Regions from separate parts of the Homo sapiens genome. Here all the other regions are linked to region 1. Evidence: chromatin contacts called from ENCODE Hi-C or POLR2A ChIA-PET data. All regions are on one chromosome and are shown on one strand. The core of a region is the stretch at or near the end of the contact, and the rest is flanking DNA. Distances in the headings are between cores, read along the strand shown.

Region 1 (2,700 bases), core at 201-2,700:
CTCCTCCCGTGTTCCCAGATGGGAGGGAGGCCTAGGGCAGGACAAAACAAGAGTGAGAGGAGCAGGGAGTGTGCATGCATGTGTGTACGTGTGCGCATGCATGTCTGTGTACATGTGTGCATGCGTGTGCACGTGTGTGCGTGCATGTGTGCATGCGTGTGTGTATGTTGGAGAATGGGCGGTGGGGACAGCAGACAGAAGCCCGAGGCTCCAGGAGCTGGAAGAGAGGAAGGGTTAGTGGGAGAGGCAGGGTTGGCTGAGGTCACTCACCGTGGGAGGAGACGGAGGTGAGGGTGGAGTAGTCCCTGGGCAGTGTGGTCGAGTGTGAGTGTTCTGAGCGGGTCAGTGAGTTGTAGTCCCGTGTGAGGGTGGAGGATGTGCTTAGCACGCGGTGGGGCACGTGTGGGCTCAGGTGGGTGCCATAGGCAGCAGCACTGGTCGTGGTCATCCTGTGCAGGGAGTTGGTGCTGCCCGGGAAGGCAAAGTCCATCCGGCCATTCACCAGGTGCTCTGCAGGGGGAGAGCAGGGTCCCTTGGTCAGGCCTGCCCCAGACCCGGGCCCCGTGGGGCAGGCTGGGCCCTGCACATTCCTGGTCACCCACCCTCTGGGTGGCTTTTGCTTAAATACAACCAGTTTCCCTCAAACCACTAGGGACAGAGGCCCTCTGTCCCTGCAGGAGCCCAAGGGCCACCCAGGCTTCCACAGCCCATATCCTCTGGCCGGCCACTCTATCGGTGTGAGCACTGCTGACCCTGGCAGTGGCGGGGGTTTGCTGCGTCTGCAGTCAGCTCTGCCCTGGGGAGATCCCCAAGCCTTCCCTCCTGTCCTTTGAGGCCCCTGAGGGGTCTACTTGGGTGCCAGGGTCCGCTTCCCGGGCAGACTTCTGAATTTGCACCCCCTGGCCAGGCAGGCACCATAAGGGCCCAAGCGCCTGCCTCACGCGTCCCCTGGCACTGGGCCCTGCCTCTGAGCAGCTGTGCTCCCAGCCGCCAAGGCCCGGGCCTGGCTGAAACTGGGGCCCCCGAGGCAGCGCAGACGCCCACCCCAGGCCCTCAGGCGCGAGTGAGGCTGGGTGGGCGCGGATCGGGGGGCGGCGGGTGAGCCTGTCACCTCCGGGGGGCCCGGGTGTCGCACTGCGGGGCAGGCTGCCGCCCTTCCCGCCCGCGCCGCCGTCGTCCGGGGGCCCGTGGGGCGCCTCGGCGTCGGAGGAGCGCCCGCTGCTGGCCGACAGGCGCGGGATGAGCTCCGGGGGCAGCCGCCACGTGACGCGCCGCAGGTCCAGCTCCTCCCCCAGCAGGGGCTCGAACTTCCAGCCGCAGCCTTGGGAACAACGAAGGGCCGCGTTGGCACCGCCGGGGGGCGCCGGGCCGAGCAGGGCCAGGCGGGGGAAGGCCGTAGGCTCTGCGAGGGGAGCCCGTCTCCAGCTCCCGGGATCCCGGGGTGTGTGTTGGGGGCGGGGGTAGATGCGCACGGCCGGAGCGGGAAGGCCGCGGCAGGTGAAACCCTTGCGCGGCTGAAGCCTTTCCAGATGAGCGAGTGCAGCCTCGGCACAGCTGGGGAGGAGAGACCCCCGGACCCGCCAGAAACCTGGGGGAAGTCTGGGCTCTGTCACCAGCTGTGAGGTCTCCCTTGCTTTACTTAACCTCTCCGAGACTCAGTTTCCCGTTTGTACAATGGAGAGAGGAATCTTGCCCCTGCCCGCCTCCCAGGGACCGTTCCGCAAGCCACCGAGCGCTTCGCAGGTAGTGTTAGAAGCAGCTGAGCTGGGGTTCCAGAGTCACACCAGCTGCGCTCCACCTGAACCCCTCAAAATGGCTCCTTAAGCCCAAGCTGAGCCCCGTGGGGGCCAGTATGTGTTCACCGGGGGCAGCTTGAGGCATCGGCAGGGACAGAAGAAAATACAAAAGATATACGTGCCCCAGAGGTTTTTCCACTCATGGTACTGTGTGATTGGTATCCCATTATACAGAGCAGAAAAGTGAGGCATGGAAAGGATGAGTGATTCATCTGATGTCCCACAGGTGGAGCCACAGCTGACACTGAGCACTCAGGAGGCCCAGCTAAGGGCTCCGCAGCACTTTGTGCTGGGAATCAAGGAGGAAGGACAGAGCTGTTGGGGGTGTTCTTGTCTCCTTGGCTCCCCTACCCCTGCCAGGTGGCCGCCTGGTGGCTGCCCAGGGCTCCTGGGCCAGGCCTGCCCCTGGGGGGTGGCCTGAGTGTCCTGTGTGCATGGCACAGCTGGTGAACCTTCAACTTGTGAAGCTGTGTTTCTTCGTGGTCCCGTGGGCATGAACTCATGTGCGCTTGCACAAGGCTGTGTGTGTCTGTCCCCCAGGCACTGGTTCCTGTGCCCCATGCACAGATGTGCACTCCATTGCATTTGTCCAAGGCTGCCTTAACCTCCATGTCCTCTAGTTGCTGGCCCCTTTGCCCTCTCTGGACCCAGTGGACTCACTCTGTACCCAAGACCCCCACTGTCCTCTTGTGGGTCCCAGGTCTCCACTCACCAGTGTCATCGGAGACGCTGGGCCTCTGGCTGCCCGATGGAGAGCGTAGAACGTCATCGCTGTACATAAGGAAGCTGTCGTAGTCCTCCCCGCTCTGGGCGTCCACGATAGGGATGTCAGGGATGATGGGGACTGCAGGGCAGGGGAGTGAGCCAGGGCCCTGGCTGCTGCCCCCTGCCCCCCTGCCCGGTC
Region 2 (2,700 bases), core at 200-2,699, 570 kb after region 1:
GTTAAGGGAAGGAGTGAGTAAGAAAAAAAATTGCAGAGAGAACAAAGGACAGGCTAGAGATGAGAGGAAAACCTACCTCCTGCAAAGTTCAAGAGGAGTGACAAACTGAGAAGCATACTGGATTCAGCAAAGAAGTCTGCGGTGACCTTGTGGAGAGCAGTTTTAGTGGAACTTTGGGGACAGCACCAGATTGCAGTGGGTTGAGGAGTGAGTGGGAGGGGAGGGGTTGGAGACAGCTGGCGGGGACATTTTTTCGAGCTGTTTGGCCAAGAATGGAGAGAGATAGGATGGTAACTTCATAGAATTGGGAGCTTTTTTTTTTTTTTCTATACTAACGGAGGAGAGGAAGAAAATTCAGGGACAAAAGGAAATAATAAAGCCCCGGGGGAAGAAGCGAGATGGAATCCAGTGCACACACATCGGATTGTTCTTCAGACAGGAGGGACGCATGTGTATGTTTTAACTGGATGCAACGAGGAAAGGATTAAATTGGCTGGAAGCTTGATTGTTGGGTAGTTCTCGCTTATGGATACTGTTTCCTCTTGGAAGACAGGCGATGAGTAAGGATCTCGTTGAATGAATACATGAATATTTTCCCGTAGCTAGTCAAAGTCTAGGGTTACCAGCAGGACAGAAGAAGACACTGTAGGCCGGGCGCGGTGGCTCACGCCTGTAATCCCAGCACTTTGGGAGGCCGAGGCGGGCGGATCACGAGGTCAGGAGATCGAGACCATCCTGGCTAACACGGTGAAACCCCGTCTCTACGAAAAATTAGCCGGGCGTTGTGGCGGGTACCTGTAGTCTCAGCTACTCGGGAGGCTGAGGCAGGAGAATCACTTGAACCCGGGAGGCAGAGGTTGCTGTGAGCCGAGATCGTGCCACTGCACTCCAGCCTGGGCGACTGAGCGAGACTCCGTCTCAAAAAAAAGAAGAAGAAGAAGAAGAAGAAGACACTGCATTTTAGGCAAGAGTCCGGTGGGAAGCAGGTTGAGATTGACTGAGAGGAAGTAACCATGGGAGGGCTGCTGGTCCACTGAATGAGAGAGATTTTTCCAGAACCTCATGCTGGGGCTTTGATTTAGGAATCCCCTTCCTCCTCTAGTAAGTCTGCCTTCCCTGGCCTATGGCTTACGTCTAAAGCCTCGAGCCTCATCGTTCCCACCGAGGACCAGCTGGAAGCCATTTTGATTATGCTCCACCACGAAGGAGGACAATACAGCCCCGCCCAGAGCCAGGCGCGCCCCCGCGGCGGGCCGGGTGCGCGTGTCCGCGCCTCTTCCCGCCGGCCGGGCGGGCGCCTGGCCCAGGACGCGGTGGCGTGGGACGGGGGGTGGGGGTGGTTATGTAAGCGTTGCGCGCTCCCGCGAGGCGCCAGCCAATGGGAGGCTTCGGCTACTCGTGCTCGCGCACGCAGGGTGGGGGGAGGGAGCGCACGACGTGCGCGCACCCTCTCCCCTCGTCCACCGCTGCCGCCTCCTTCTTCTGCCGCTCCTGGTGCTGCTTGTGTGCTCGTTTGGTGCGGACCTGGTACCTCTTTTGTGAAGCGGCAGCTGAGGAGACTCCGGCGCTCGCCATGGCCGACGAAAAGCCCAAGGTGAGCTCGCCGCCGGCCCCTTCGCCTCGCCGCGCGGTGGGGGTCATGGCGCGGGCCGGGGTCCGGCCAGAGCCCGCCGCTGGCTCCCAGCGCTTTCCCGGGCCCCCCACGGGGCCGGCCGCGGCTCAGGCCCGGGCGCTCCGCGCCATTTTCCTCCCTCCCTCTCTTCCTCCCTCCCGCGCCGAAGGAGGCCCCGCCGCTCTCTCCCGCCCCCGGCGGCCTCCGAGTGCGCGCCGGGCGCGAGTTGGGCGGGCAGAAAGCGGACGCCCGCGGACCCACCAGCCCCGAACGGGGATTCTTGGCCCAGCCGGCCGGCGCGCGTGAGGAGGGGCGTTAGGGCGCGCGGGGTCTCCACCTTCTGTCGACCCCGCGTCGGGTGTTGCAGTCTCCGAGGCGGCGAGGAGTCCTCTGGGCTCGGGCTTCACCTCTCGGGTAGGAACCGCGGGCATCTGGGGACCCCTGCCTGGGGCCGCGGCGGCGGGGCGAGGGTTCGGGGCGAATCAATGGGCTGCGGACGGGCAGGAACCTGGATGCCCGCGGGCCGCCGTCCTGGGCCTGGGGGTAGGGGGATTCCCGTGGAGTATTTCCCACTTTAATAGCCTCAGGGGCCCGAAGGGGGAGGGGCAGCGGCTTTTCCCTGGGTGCCAACGAACCCCTAATCCGCGAACACCATGTGGTTTCATGAAGTTGGAGGCACAGGTACGAGCAGAGAGACTTTGTGCGGCTTAACTTTTGAACGCGGCTTTTGAGGCACCCGGAGACTTCCCGGGAGGACTTGGGGACACCCATCATCGGGGCACACGGGACTTGCTGCTTTTAGTTTGGTGGCACCCCCCGCCTCCCGCGCCTTTACTTTCTGGAGCGTTTTAGGGCTACAGAATTGCTTCTGCACTCGATTTTGGACAACTTTAGGTTGGGTCGAAATCTACAAGAAACAAATCAGGATAAAACTGTGTATTTGACCCATGACAACAAAGGGGGGGAGGGGAGAATAAGTGCTCTTAACCGAAAATAAAAATGAAGCTGCTAATAGAGGAGAACGTTAACTGTGGTCCTGACTGAGTATTACCGCTGTTCCGGGGGGAATCGGGATATTCTTCGATTGT
Region 3 (2,700 bases), core at 131-2,630, 640 kb after region 1:
TATGAACCACCCTGCTCAACCAAGCAGACAATGGTTTTGGTTCCTTTTTTTTTTTATGGAGACAGAGTCTTGCTCTGTCACCCAGGCTGGAGTGCAGTGGCGTGATCTTGGCTCACTGCAACCTCTGTCTCCTGGTTCAAGCAACTCTTCTGCCTCAGCCTCCGAGTAGCTGGGACTACAGGTGTGCGCCACCACACCCAACTAATTTTTGTATTTTTAGTAGAGACGGGGTTTTGCCATGTTGGCCAGGCTGGTCTCGAACTCCTGACCTCAAGTGATCCACCCCCCTCGGCCTCCCAAATGGGATTACAGGTGTGAGCCACCATACCCAGCTTGGTTTTGGTTCTGCGAGCCACAGCCATGGGCAATCTGACTCAGCTCTCCACTGTGCCAGTCCTTCCAGAACCAACCCTGCTCAGGGGTGTTGCACCAAGTCATGGCCAGGACTCCACACCTATTAAGTGAAGATCTCCTGCCTTTTCTTCCCCTTCTTTCCTCCTCCCTAGGCCAAAAGGCCTAAGCACTCAAACCATGCAGACAGAAGTAAGGCTGGCTCTGGCTCAGGGAGATCACAATCTCAGGGCTGCCACATCGGATAAAAGACTCAAAGCTCCAAAGCGCAGCACAGAGCCTTCTCCAGAAACAGCAGAATAAGTGCCTGTCGGGGATCCCCAAGCAGAGACACTAAGAGAAAGGGAAACGACGGCAGTAAGAAAATACGCGGGGGCTCTCCTTCTCAGTCATGCATAATAAACACAAGAGAAATTTCGAGAAATTTCATTTGCATGTTGAAATTTCATTGCAACATGGTCCCACGGAGGGATTCGACGCTGAGAAAGCTACTGTGCTTGGGGCGGGGGGGTCTTGCTGTGGCAGAAGAAGGAAGAGAAAAAAAGGAGGAAAAAAATGGTTGGGAAAAGTAAAGCTGGTGATAATGATCCTAACAATTCTAAAATACCTGCACAGAGACACAGATGCACAGACACACTTCTGCTCCCACAACTGCTTGCGACGCAGGCAAGGCGGGAGAGGAAACCACGCTCGGAGAAGGGACGGGACTCAGCTTCTAGGAATCAGCTGAGAAGTGGAGACGCTGGGACCGCGGACTCCAGGACCCGGGCTCAGTCACCCACGCCGGGAAGCTGCCCAGGATGGCAAGAACCCAGCCCAGGCCCACGCCGCCCCCATAGCTCAGTGGACCCGGACCTCAGGGTGCCCCTGTCCTGGGAAAGTTGCTTCCTGACCCTGAGGAAACGCCAGCAGGAAAGACTCCACTTGGTAAACACTTTTGGTGGGGACTGCTCTGTGACTTCCGCCAATTTTTCTCCAGGGGCAGCAGCTTGATTTGGAGGAGCTCTATCGCCCCCTGGTGGAGATTTAGCCACATGCTTCTGCAGGGGCCACCGTCACCGTTCAGACTGCAGCAGCTGTGGGGGCAGAGGCACGAAAAGGGACGGGACGGAGGACGTTTTAGAGACCAACTTTTTAGAATATTTGTTTGGCATAATAATCTTCTAGAGGAGCTGGCATCACTCGGGGACCTGGGCAACTGGGGCTCCTGCCCTGGCTTGGCTTTAGCAGGCCCCACTCTGGTCCTCTGTGGGGCAGTAAGTCCAGGGAGCTCACCCAAAGCCCACAGCCGTCCTTCCCCTGCACCTGGAGCTCCAGGCCCTAAACCTGCTCCCACGGCTGCATGGGCCTCTCTCTTGGATCCTGACTCCCAGGAGTGAATGCCACTGTTGGTGTGTGCACTTCCAAACCCAGGGAGTGGCCAAGGGGCAGCTGTCTGTGGGGGTGTGAATCCGCACACACATGTGCTGGAGCCCCCTCATGGAGAGAAGACCCTCATTTGTAGTCTGGCCCCAGGAATCTCCTCTCCTCTTTAGAGGAGACCTGGATGGTCTTTGAAAAATTTGAATCACACTTATCATAATGTATTTTTGCCGGGCGCGGTGGCTCACGCCTGTAATCCCAGCACTTTGGGAGGCCGAGGCGGGCAGATCACGAGGTCAGGAGATTGAGCCCATCCTGGCTAACACGGTGAAACCCCGTCTCTACTAAAAGTACAAAAAATTAGCCGGGCCTGGTGGGGGGGCGCCTGTAATCCCAGCTACTTGGGAGGCTGAGGCAGGAGAATGGCGTGAACCCGGGAGGCGGAGCTTGCAGTGAGCCGAGATCGCGCCACTGCACTCCAGCCTGGGCGACAGAGCAAGACTCCATCTCAAAAAAAAAAATAAATAAATAAAAAGTATTTTTAAAAATGTGTTAGTTGGGCCAGGTGTGGTGGCTCACGACTGTAACCCCAGCACTTTGGGAGGCTGAGGCGGGCGGATCACCTGAGGTCAGGAGTTTGAGACCAGCCTGGCCAACACGGTGAAACCCCGTCTCTACTAAAAACACAAAAATTAGCCGGGCGTGGTGGCGGGCGCCTATAATCCCATACCCGGGAGGCTGAAGCAGGAGAACTGTCTGAACCCAGGAGGCAGAGGTTGCAGTGAGCTGAGATTGCACCACCGCATTCCAGCCTGGGCGACAGAGCAAGACTCCATCTCAAAAAATAAAATAAAATAAAATAAAATAAAATAAAAAATGTGTTATTTGATCCTATCAAGACATTCAACCCAATTTCTGGATTATAGGAAATAAAGGGGATAAAGAAACCACAAAGAGGCAATGAGACAAACCGGAAGGGGGAACATT

Evidence for each region. Hi-C counts contacts between places; a loop is a spot of excess contacts on that map. ChIA-PET counts read pairs that join two places held with the same protein, here RNA polymerase II (POLR2A). Pooled maps may share reads with other maps.
Region 2: a pooled map shows a loop between it and region 1 (4-fold over the local background). The contact joins the promoter of SUMO2 here to the enhancer-like site in region 1. A Hi-C loop is called at or near these places in 1 of 50 pooled maps. POLR2A ChIA-PET finds 5 or more read pairs at or near these places in 3 of 52 experiments (BJ, HEK293 and OCI-LY7).
Region 3: a pooled map shows a loop between it and region 1 (2.3-fold over the local background). The contact joins two enhancer-like sites. A Hi-C loop is called at or near these places in 1 of 50 pooled maps. POLR2A ChIA-PET finds 5 or more read pairs at or near these places in 4 of 52 experiments (GM10248, HCT116, WTC11 and 1 more).

What each region holds. Positions count from the first base shown.
Region 1 is chr17:75,752,386-75,755,085 of GRCh38, reverse strand. It overlaps ITGB4 (integrin subunit beta 4), which reads right to left. Exons shown (of 40, transcript NM_000213.5): 32 at 2,509-2,640; 33 at 1,112-1,321; 34 at 271-510. It also overlaps a transcript of GALK1 not described here. Among named protein-coding and RNA genes, the nearest start is that of GALK1, 11 kb to the left of the region's middle. RefSeq lists an enhancer at 546-1,319 and a silencer at 907-1,516. Within about 2 kb of position 1,450, at least 11 of the 41 ENCODE cell types and tissues checked have a DNase peak (open chromatin) inside an H3K27ac peak, as active enhancers do; they include OCI-LY7, where a contact is called at or near this core.
Region 2 is chr17:75,181,708-75,184,407 of GRCh38, reverse strand. SUMO2 (small ubiquitin like modifier 2) reads left to right here and starts at 1,449. Exons shown (of 4, transcript NM_006937.4): 1 at 1,449-1,594. The coding sequence starts at 1,574. RefSeq lists silencers at 1,150-1,379, 1,510-1,909 and an enhancer at 1,491-2,141.
Region 3 is chr17:75,112,896-75,115,595 of GRCh38, reverse strand. The region is part of intron 2 of ARMC7 (armadillo repeat containing 7); the gene reads right to left. Among named protein-coding and RNA genes, the nearest start is that of ARMC7, 4.3 kb to the right of the region's middle. RefSeq lists enhancers at 526-575, 616-675, 1,117-1,656. Within about 2 kb of position 1,380, at least 28 of the 41 ENCODE cell types and tissues checked have a DNase peak (open chromatin) inside an H3K27ac peak, as active enhancers do.